2 separate regions of the Homo sapiens genome follow, and region 1 is linked to region 2. Evidence: chromatin contacts called from ENCODE Hi-C or POLR2A ChIA-PET data. All regions are on one chromosome and are shown on one strand. Each heading gives the region's core, a stretch centred on a gene start or an enhancer-like site at or near the end of the contact. The rest is flanking DNA. Distances are from core to core; before and after follow the strand shown.

Region 1 (4,226 bases), core at 658-3,157, 380 kb after region 2:
GCGACTCTCCTGCCTCAGCCTCCCAGGTAGCTGGGACTACAGGCGTGCGCCACCACGTCCGGCTAACTTTATTTGTATTTTTAGTAGAGACAAGGTTTCAACATGTTAGCCAGGCTGGTCTCGAACTCCTGACCTCAGGCAATCCGCCCTCCTCGGCCTCCCAAAGTGGTGGGATTACAGGCGTGAGCCACTGCGCCCGGCCAATATCCTTTTAACATCAACAATAAAAAGTGACTTGTAGCTAACATTTAGTGCTATGTGTCAAGCAATAACCTAAATGTTTAAAATGGATCATCCTATCAAATTCTATCAATGTTACAACTCCATCTATGGATGAAAAGTGTAAGTGGCCCCAAATACCCAGCTTATAAACGACAGTGCTGTGATTATTCAAGCCAAAGCAAACTGACTCAAGATTCTGCGCACATCCACCTTTAATAGCTTCTTCCGTCACTCTTTAGATCCAATGACTAAAGTCTTATTGAATCCAAAATAGATCACATTATTTACCTGTAAAGAGGAAAAATACCCTAAAAACACTTGTGGAAAAGGTTAAAAATTGTAAGCCATACTAACGATTTGTAAGAACTTTAGAATTTTTTTTTTTTAAGCAAAGGCAGCTACCAAAGTGTTCCGGGCGGGGAGGGGGGCGAGGGAGGTGAGTATGAGGAGTGGAGTGGAGCTGGACCCTTACAAAGGGACAGCGACAAACACCTCATACTCAAAACAAGGGGACTTTCCGTGTCATTTGTGCCATCGGGCCATTGCAAATGTCCACGCTGAGATGCCTACCTTGTCACTCGACGCAGCCGCCAAAGCTCACCCGGAGCTGCGTCAGTCCCCACTGGGTTCCTCCAGGCCAAGGAGGTACGACCTCCGCCGCGGCATATAAAGTAAATGTCCAGGACATGGGAAGAAACCCGCCGATACAGCACCCGGGTGCCCAAGCCCCCGAGAACTAGGCCGCGCGGGTACTACGGGGCCAGAAAGCCCGGGCCAGGGCGAGCCCACGAGCGAGCACCGTCGGGAACAAACCGGGAGAAAGAGGAAGAGCCGGCGCCAAAGGTCTCCCGCCCGCCGCGGTCCCCCCAGGACTCTTCCTGCGCTTGCAAGCGCCACGCCGCCCACAGGACTGCGCTAGCCGGCCTCCGCCTCAACAGAGCGCGCCAGGGAGCAGCGCCCTCGGGAGCCATGACCCCTGACCCATCGAGGCCGCCGCCGGGCCGGGTCGAGGCCGCCGCCTCAACAGAGCGCGCCAGGGAGCAGCGCCCTCGGGAGCCATGACCCCTGACCCATCGAGGCCGCCCCCGGGCCGGGTCGAGGCCGCCGCCTCAACAGAGCGCGCCAGGGAGCAGCGCCCTCGGGAGCCATGACCCCTGACCCATCGAGGCCGCCGCCGGGCCGGGTCGAGGCCGCCGCCTCAACAGAGCGCGCCAGGGAGCAGCGCCCGTCGGGAGCCATGACCCCTGACCCATCGAGGCCGCCGCCGGGCCGGGTGGAGGCCGCCGCCTCAACAGAGCGCGCCAGGGAGCAGCGCCCGTCGGGAGCCATGACCCCTGACCCATCGAGGCCGCCGCCGGGCCGGGTCGAGGCCGCCGCCGCCCGGCCGGGTCGAGGCCGCCGCTCTCTTCCAGACCCACTCACCTGTCGAGGCGACGGGGTGAGACCCAGCACCGAGGCGACGTACCGCTCCACATCGGCCTTGCTGCGCCTCATCGCGCCGCCAACCTGGCTCCCGAGACGCGTGCGAGCACCGCTCAGCCCCGCAGCAGTCGCCACTTCCAAGAGGAAAGTGCCTGCAAGCCACTGAAGCAGCGGCGTAGCCGGCGGAGGCCCACTGTGACGAGCGTGCGGCGCCGCCCACGGAGGCCCACTGTGACGAACCTGCGTTCTGCCTCAGCACTGTGTATCCTCGGGGACGTCGGCGCTCCAGCTGCACTCGGCCGGGCTGGTGGCGCCGCCCTGTGGTCTGAGGGTGTCTTGACATGATCTTATCTATAGAAAACCTTAATGAAAGCTCAAAAAAAAAAAAAAAAAGACAAACCATCAGTGATAATAAATGAGTTCAAAGAGATTGTACCATACGAGGTCAACTAAAAAAAATGAGATGTCTACTTATACACCAGCAAGGAACAATTCAAGTAAAATTAAGTAAACAATTCCATTTATAATATTATCAAAAATAATAAAATAATTATGAATAAATTTAACCCAAAAGTGTAAGACTTGTAGACTGGAAACTACAGAACACTGTTGAAAGAAAAGCAAGTGATTCATCCCCCGGTGCCAAACAGCAGACGCAGGTGTTACCAGTCTGGTGGGGCGCCCGAGCTGGGGACCTGGGGTCCTCTGGGAGGGGCAAGAAGGCAGCGATGCTGGCCCCCGCCTCCATCTGCCCATCCCATCTGCATCCACACACCGCCCTGCGGTAGCTGCTTGCAGCCCTTCTCTGTCAGTTTCTCCATTATCTTCTGGTTTGGTGATAAATGAGAGTTCCCATCGGGGGTGCCACCCTCTGTGTGACGGGGAGCAGAGAAGACCCTGCATCTGAGTCCTTCTGGGGGAAGAGCGAAAATGCTGGGACCAGCCCCAGCTGTCAGGGGGTCTCCAATCCCAGCAGGGAGGCCCCACGCATGGCTAGGATGCCCCAGACCCCAGGGACTGCACGAAGTGGAAAGGAGGGCCCCCGGTCCTAACTAAGGGTTCAGACCCCCGCAACACACATCCAGGCACACCCCCACCCCCTAGGCCTGGTTCTAGGTCTGCCAGCTCCGAGAAGGCCCCTAACAATGGTGCAGTCGCAGGGGCTGTGTCCCAGGCCGGGCTCACGCCCAGTCCCGCTGCCCCGGGGGTAGATGGGGCCCCTGGCCCGCGCGCTGTGGAGCCCTGGAGTGTCTGTGCGCCCCTTCCTTGGAGGGCAGCCGCTGAGGGGCTGCTGCGGGACTGGGGAGCCTCCTGGCAGCAAGCGCTCCCAATGCGTAGCGGGACGCTGTGATGGGGACAAGATCCTGGCTTTGAAGAAAGCCCTTTCCACCCTGTCCATGTGGGGGTCTCCCGGTGCCCCTGAGCCAGCGGCCCCCTCCTGCAGGCTCCGGAGGACTCCCCTGCCTGCATCTGGTCTCGCATTTCCTCCGTGACCTCCAAGCTCCCACTGGGGGCACACGGCTGCCCTGCTGACCCCAACTCTGGCCCTGTGCCGGTGGTGGGCAGCATCTGGCACGGGGGAGGCGCCGTTTCTTCCACACTCGCGCGTCCTCAGCCCAGATCATCCGGTGAAGTTTCCCCAGCAAGTGGCTCCCCCTGCCCCCTCCACCCTGCCAAGTGTGGTCCCTGGGCCCCCGCCTTCCCTTCTCGGCCTCTGCCCCTGGGTCTGGGGCCTGCATCCAGCCATCCACGCTCAGGGAGGCCACCTCCTCCCTCGCTCTCGACCACCACAAAGCTGCCCGGGACCTTGTTCTATCCTTTCCAAAAGTCCTCAGGACCTGCCTGTCTACGGAGCTCCCAAAACGCCCTGTGAGCTCTCCCGGGCCCCTCCTCTCCTTGCTAATAATGTCCCACACGGTGCTGCCTGCCTGGCCCCAAAAGAAAAGGACCCTGGAGTGAGTTCTGAACACAAACTCGATGAAAGTGGCCCCCTGCTCCACCTGCCGAGTCGGCCCCTCCTCAGACTCTCCCCTTGGGCAGGGAAACCTGCCGGGGCCTGACTGTTTCTTCCTGAAACAGCCTCAGGCTGGAAGGAGAGGGATCCACCCTTGGCCATTGAAGCATTCAGCAGGAATCAGCCCTCGGGGACCAAGACCCTGTGACCAGCCCCGCCCCACAGGCGCCGGTCCTGGGCAGCCTCCCTTGCTCAGGCCACGCTGCTCCCAAGAAGCCAGGATGAGCAGCTCGCAATAGGCCCCCCAACACGCAGAGTGCCACGCGGAGGACGGGGGCACCCCAGAAAACTGCAGACACTGCATGTCCTCTGGGAGCCCCGGCCCTGGGAGACGATGTGCAGTGGCTCCAGCTCTGACCTCATGAGCCCAAGCTCCGCTACACACTGGGTCCTGACCTGACCTGGGTCCCTGGGGCTCTCCGGCCAGGCCTCTCCCGGTGCCTCCCGCCCCTGAGGCCGCCACCCAGCATCCAGGCCCCTGTGTAGTCATCCCCTCTTCAGGAATCTGGGTCATGGCTGCAGGATAGGGGCTACCCAGAGCAGGATGTGGAGGGAGGGGCCGCAAAAG
Region 2 (3,904 bases), core at 155-2,654:
TCTTTGACAGCAAAACATGTATTCAGCTTACAGCCGAAAATGCAAGGGAAGGTACACAATAAGACGGATCCAAGCCCTGACCCCTCTGAGCTTTAAGCCAGTCAAGTAACTACTTGTTCTGAAAAGTATTAACTGTCCTATTAACGTTAACCTTCACAACACAATGCCTTGTGTTCAACTGGCCTTGGCCTCAAAGCACTTTCCTGGCACATTCCCTGAATTTAAAGAACGGTTTCCATACAGCTGAGAGGGTCGAGGCAGGGGTAAGTGTAGAAGACGCAAGAAATGGAGACACCCTGGGAACAGAACTCTAGACTGCACTCCAACCGTAGCACTTACTAGGCATTCGACTCCAGGACCTTGACACTCGCGCTCGCTGGCGGCGAGCCCCGCCTCCCCACTGCGCCTCATCTCCCAGACAGGCCCCGCCTCCCCACTCAGGCCCCGCCTCCCCACTCAGGCCCGTCTCCTCACTCAGGCCACGCCTCCCCGCCCAGTCCCGTCTCCGTACTAGGGCTTGCTCCAAGCCCTGCTTCCTCGCCCAACCTGGCCTCCCCACTACGGCCTAACCCCAAGCCCTTCTCGTCCAGCCCCGTCTCCACACTACTGCCTGGTCCTCAACTCCGCCTCCCCACTCCGACCCCATCTCCCTGACCAGCCCCGCCTTTACGCTCAGGCTCCGCCTCCCCGCCGGGTCTTGCCTCCAAATCCCGGCCCCGCCTCCACGCGGCCCCGCCTCCACGCGGCCCCGCCTCCACGCTCGGCCTGGCCCCAAGCTCTTCCTTCCTGGGGCACTCTGTCTCCGCACTCCGGCCTGGTCCCGAGCCCCGCCCCGCCTCCACACGGCCCCGCCACCACACGGCCCCGCCTCCACGCGGCCCCGCCTCCACGCTCGGCCTGGCCCCAAGCTCTTCCTTCCTGGGGCACTCTGTCTCCGCACTCCGGCCTGGTCCCGAGCCCCGCCCCGCCTCCACACGGCCCCGCCTCCACACGGCCCCGCCTCCACACGGCCCCGCCTCCACACGGCCCCGCCTCCACACGGCCCCGCCTCCACACGGCCCCGCCTCCACACGGCCCCGCCTCCACACGGCCCCGCCTCCACACGGCCCCGCCTCCACACGGCCCCGCCTCCACGCTCGGCCTGGCCCCAAGCTCTTCCTTCCTGGGGCACCCTGCCTCCGCACTCCGCCCTGGTCCCGAGCCCCGCCCCGCCTCCACAGTCCCGAGCCCGCCTCCAACCCTGCCCTGTCCCCACACCCAGCTTGGCCCCGAGCCACGCCTCCCACCCCGCCCCCACACTCCCGAGCCCCGCCTCGTCTCCACACTCCGGCGGCGCCTCCCTACCCGGCCCCGCCTCCGCGCTCGGGCTGCCAGCCCTCCCTTGCACGTTCCGGCTCCTCTTCTATCTTCACGCCCACGCTAGGCCCTGAGCCCAGCCTCCACGTCTCGCCGCCAACTCCACATCCTGGCTCCTATCTCTGCCTTCCAGGCATCTCCCAGCTGCACGCTCGGGCCCGGCTCAGAGCCCTAAGCCCTGCCTCCCGGTCCTGGCCGGGTTTCCCAGAACTGCACGGCGCCTCTCCGCCCAGGCCCAAGCGCGAGCCCCTCCTCCACACCCGAGTCCGAGCCCCGCGTCCCGGATTCGGACCCGCCTGCCTGGGGCGGTGCTGCACCAGGTGCGGGTGTGGCAGGCGTCTCGGAGCGCCAGGTGCAGCTTCCTGGTCAAGATGGTCGCCGCCTGCCGCTCGGTAGCCGGGCTCCTGCCACGCCGCCGCCGCTGCTTTCCCGCCCGGGCCCCGCTGCTGCGCGTCGCCCTCTGCCTCCTGTGCTGGACCCCGGCGGCTGTGCGCGCGGTCCCTGAGCTCGGGCTCTGGTTAGAGACAGTCAACGACGTAAGTGGAGTGTCGGGACCCAGGCGTGGCACGTCTCGGGCCGTCAGGGCCGTCGTGCGGCTTCGCTTGACCCCGGGCTTGTTCACCCTGCCTCTGCCGGGTCAGCACCGGGTCCCCTGATACCCTCCCTGAGCCTTTTGTCTGTTACAGCCGGGGAGCGGGGAGCGGCCCCTCCTCCGGCCCGACCTGGGCTGCAGGCAAGAGCCGTCAGGATTGCGCATGGGACGGCCCTCGGGTCCGAGCGCTCGGACTGTTACTGAGGGTCACCATGCCCGACGCCGTGGCCCTCATTCTGCTCTGACATGTTTTGGCTGGATCAGGAATCTCTCGGCACATCTAGCAGCATCTTTGGGATTCGACTCTTCCTGTCCGGATGCAGCCACAGTGGGCCACACCCCTGAGGCCGCAGGGAGGACTTGCCAGCGCTTCAGTTTCTGCATAAACTTAGAAAGCGGGTCTGCCGCTTCCTTAAAAAAAAAAAAGAAAGAAAAAATTTAAATGAGGGGGAAACGTGCAGTAGTCACCCTACCTCTATTTCTCTCTTCTTGAGTTCCTGAATTTCTCTACAGTTCCTGTCACAGTTCCGGGAGAGAGAGTGTGTGTGTAGGTGGGGCGGGACTTGTGATTAGGGAGTGCTTGAAAGGCGAATCTGGAGGCATGAGTGGGTGGAAACTCTTCTTTCCAAGGCAGGCTATTAGAAAACTTGGCGTCTGGTAATTAGAGGAGATGATGTGGGAGAGATGCAGGGGCAGAATTATGGAAAGTCTTGCAAAAGAGAGACAGGAAGTCTGGAAGAGGCATTATCTCCGGCTTCTCTGGGGTCAGATGACTCATCCAGCACTGTTTGGGATGGGTATTTTCCACATGCATGAAATAATGTCCAGGTTCTAAAGATGAGACTTATATTTTGATTTCCTTAACCAGAAAAAGAAAGTAGTTCCAAAGACTACAAATACTTCCCACAACACAAAAGCTACTCAGAGGAACACGCTGGGTATCTTTCTGGATCTTTTAAGACCTAGTGCAGCCATTTCCTCCAGGATTGGATTCTTCTGGGTTGGTGACCTAATTTGTGTGCCAGTTATAGTCTGCACATCTCCATTATTTAATTTCCTGAACGGGAAAAAGTAGAACTCAGTGAACTACTCTCATGGCTTCCTGCTGCTACGATAGTGAATAGTCAATATAACTATATTGGAAGTGAATCAGTTGCATGCATATTGTTGGATTACTTGAACATATCTGTATAGATCTTTGCTAAGTGTACTGTGAACATACCTGCAAAGATCTTTGCCAAGTGTACTTCTTCCTGCATGAGGAAGAGAAGTTTGCTCCTTGAGTGCTGCATGACCTTTAGGCTAATTTTACTCCTGTGTGACCCTGGGCCGCCAGAAGTCTAAAAGCCCTTCTCTCCCAAGAGTGGACTTATATTTTCCACATTTCAGGTTGTCAGAAACAGGAAAGGAGAGTGGGGCTTTCTTTCATTTGTACTGCAAATCTATCAGGAAATTTTGTTTCTTTGTTTTTGTTTGTTTGAGACAGAGTCTTGTTCTGTTACCTAGGCTGGAGTGCAGTGGCACAGTCATATGGCTCACTGCAGCCTCAAACTCCTGGGCTCAAGCAATCCTCTAGTCTCAGTCTCCTGCGTAGCGAAGACTATAGGTACATGCCACACACCAGTTAATTTTTAAATTTTTTTGTAGAGATAGGGGTCTCACTATATTGTCAAGGCTGGTCTTTAACTGCTGGCCTCAAGCCATCCTCCTGCCTCAGCCTCCCAAAGTATTGGGATTACAGGCATGAGCCACTACACCTGGCCAAGAAATGGTTCTTTTGAGTGTACAAGGGAGCAAATGGTTGAAGCACCACTGTGTGTCATATGTTAGACTGGTCATTGCTGTTGCAAAGATGAATTTTAGCCACAGCCCCTTCTCCCAAGACGTTCACACAATAATACGGATAACAGATTTATGAGTAGATAGTCATATACACTGTGATATACTTGGGATATT

Evidence for each region. A loop is a pair of places that touch in the nucleus more often than their neighbours do. ChIA-PET counts read pairs that join two places held with the same protein, here RNA polymerase II (POLR2A). Pooled maps may share reads with other maps.
Region 1: a loop to region 2 is called in a map of ascending aorta, with 7 times the contacts of the local background. The contact joins the promoter of RGPD8 here to the promoter of TMEM87B in region 2. A Hi-C loop is called at or near these places in 4 of 168 maps with a recorded cell type or tissue (CD14-positive monocyte, ascending aorta, cardiac septum and 1 more), 5 of 37 single-sample maps with no recorded cell type and 19 of 50 pooled maps. POLR2A ChIA-PET finds 5 or more read pairs at or near these places in 2 of 52 experiments (T-cell and activated B cell).

Annotation. Positions count from the first base shown.
Region 1 is chr2:112,431,738-112,435,963 of GRCh38, forward strand. RGPD8 (RANBP2 like and GRIP domain containing 8) reads right to left here and starts at 1,908. Exons shown (of 23, transcript NM_001164463.1): 1 at 1,645-1,908. The coding sequence starts at 1,716. RefSeq lists an enhancer at 2,496-3,474.
Region 2 is chr2:112,053,865-112,057,768 of GRCh38, forward strand. It overlaps TMEM87B (transmembrane protein 87B), which reads left to right and starts at 1,405. Exons shown (of 19, transcript NM_032824.3): 1 at 1,405-1,892. The coding sequence starts at 1,728. RefSeq lists silencers at 397-446, 647-1,376 and enhancers at 2,107-2,176, 2,207-2,546.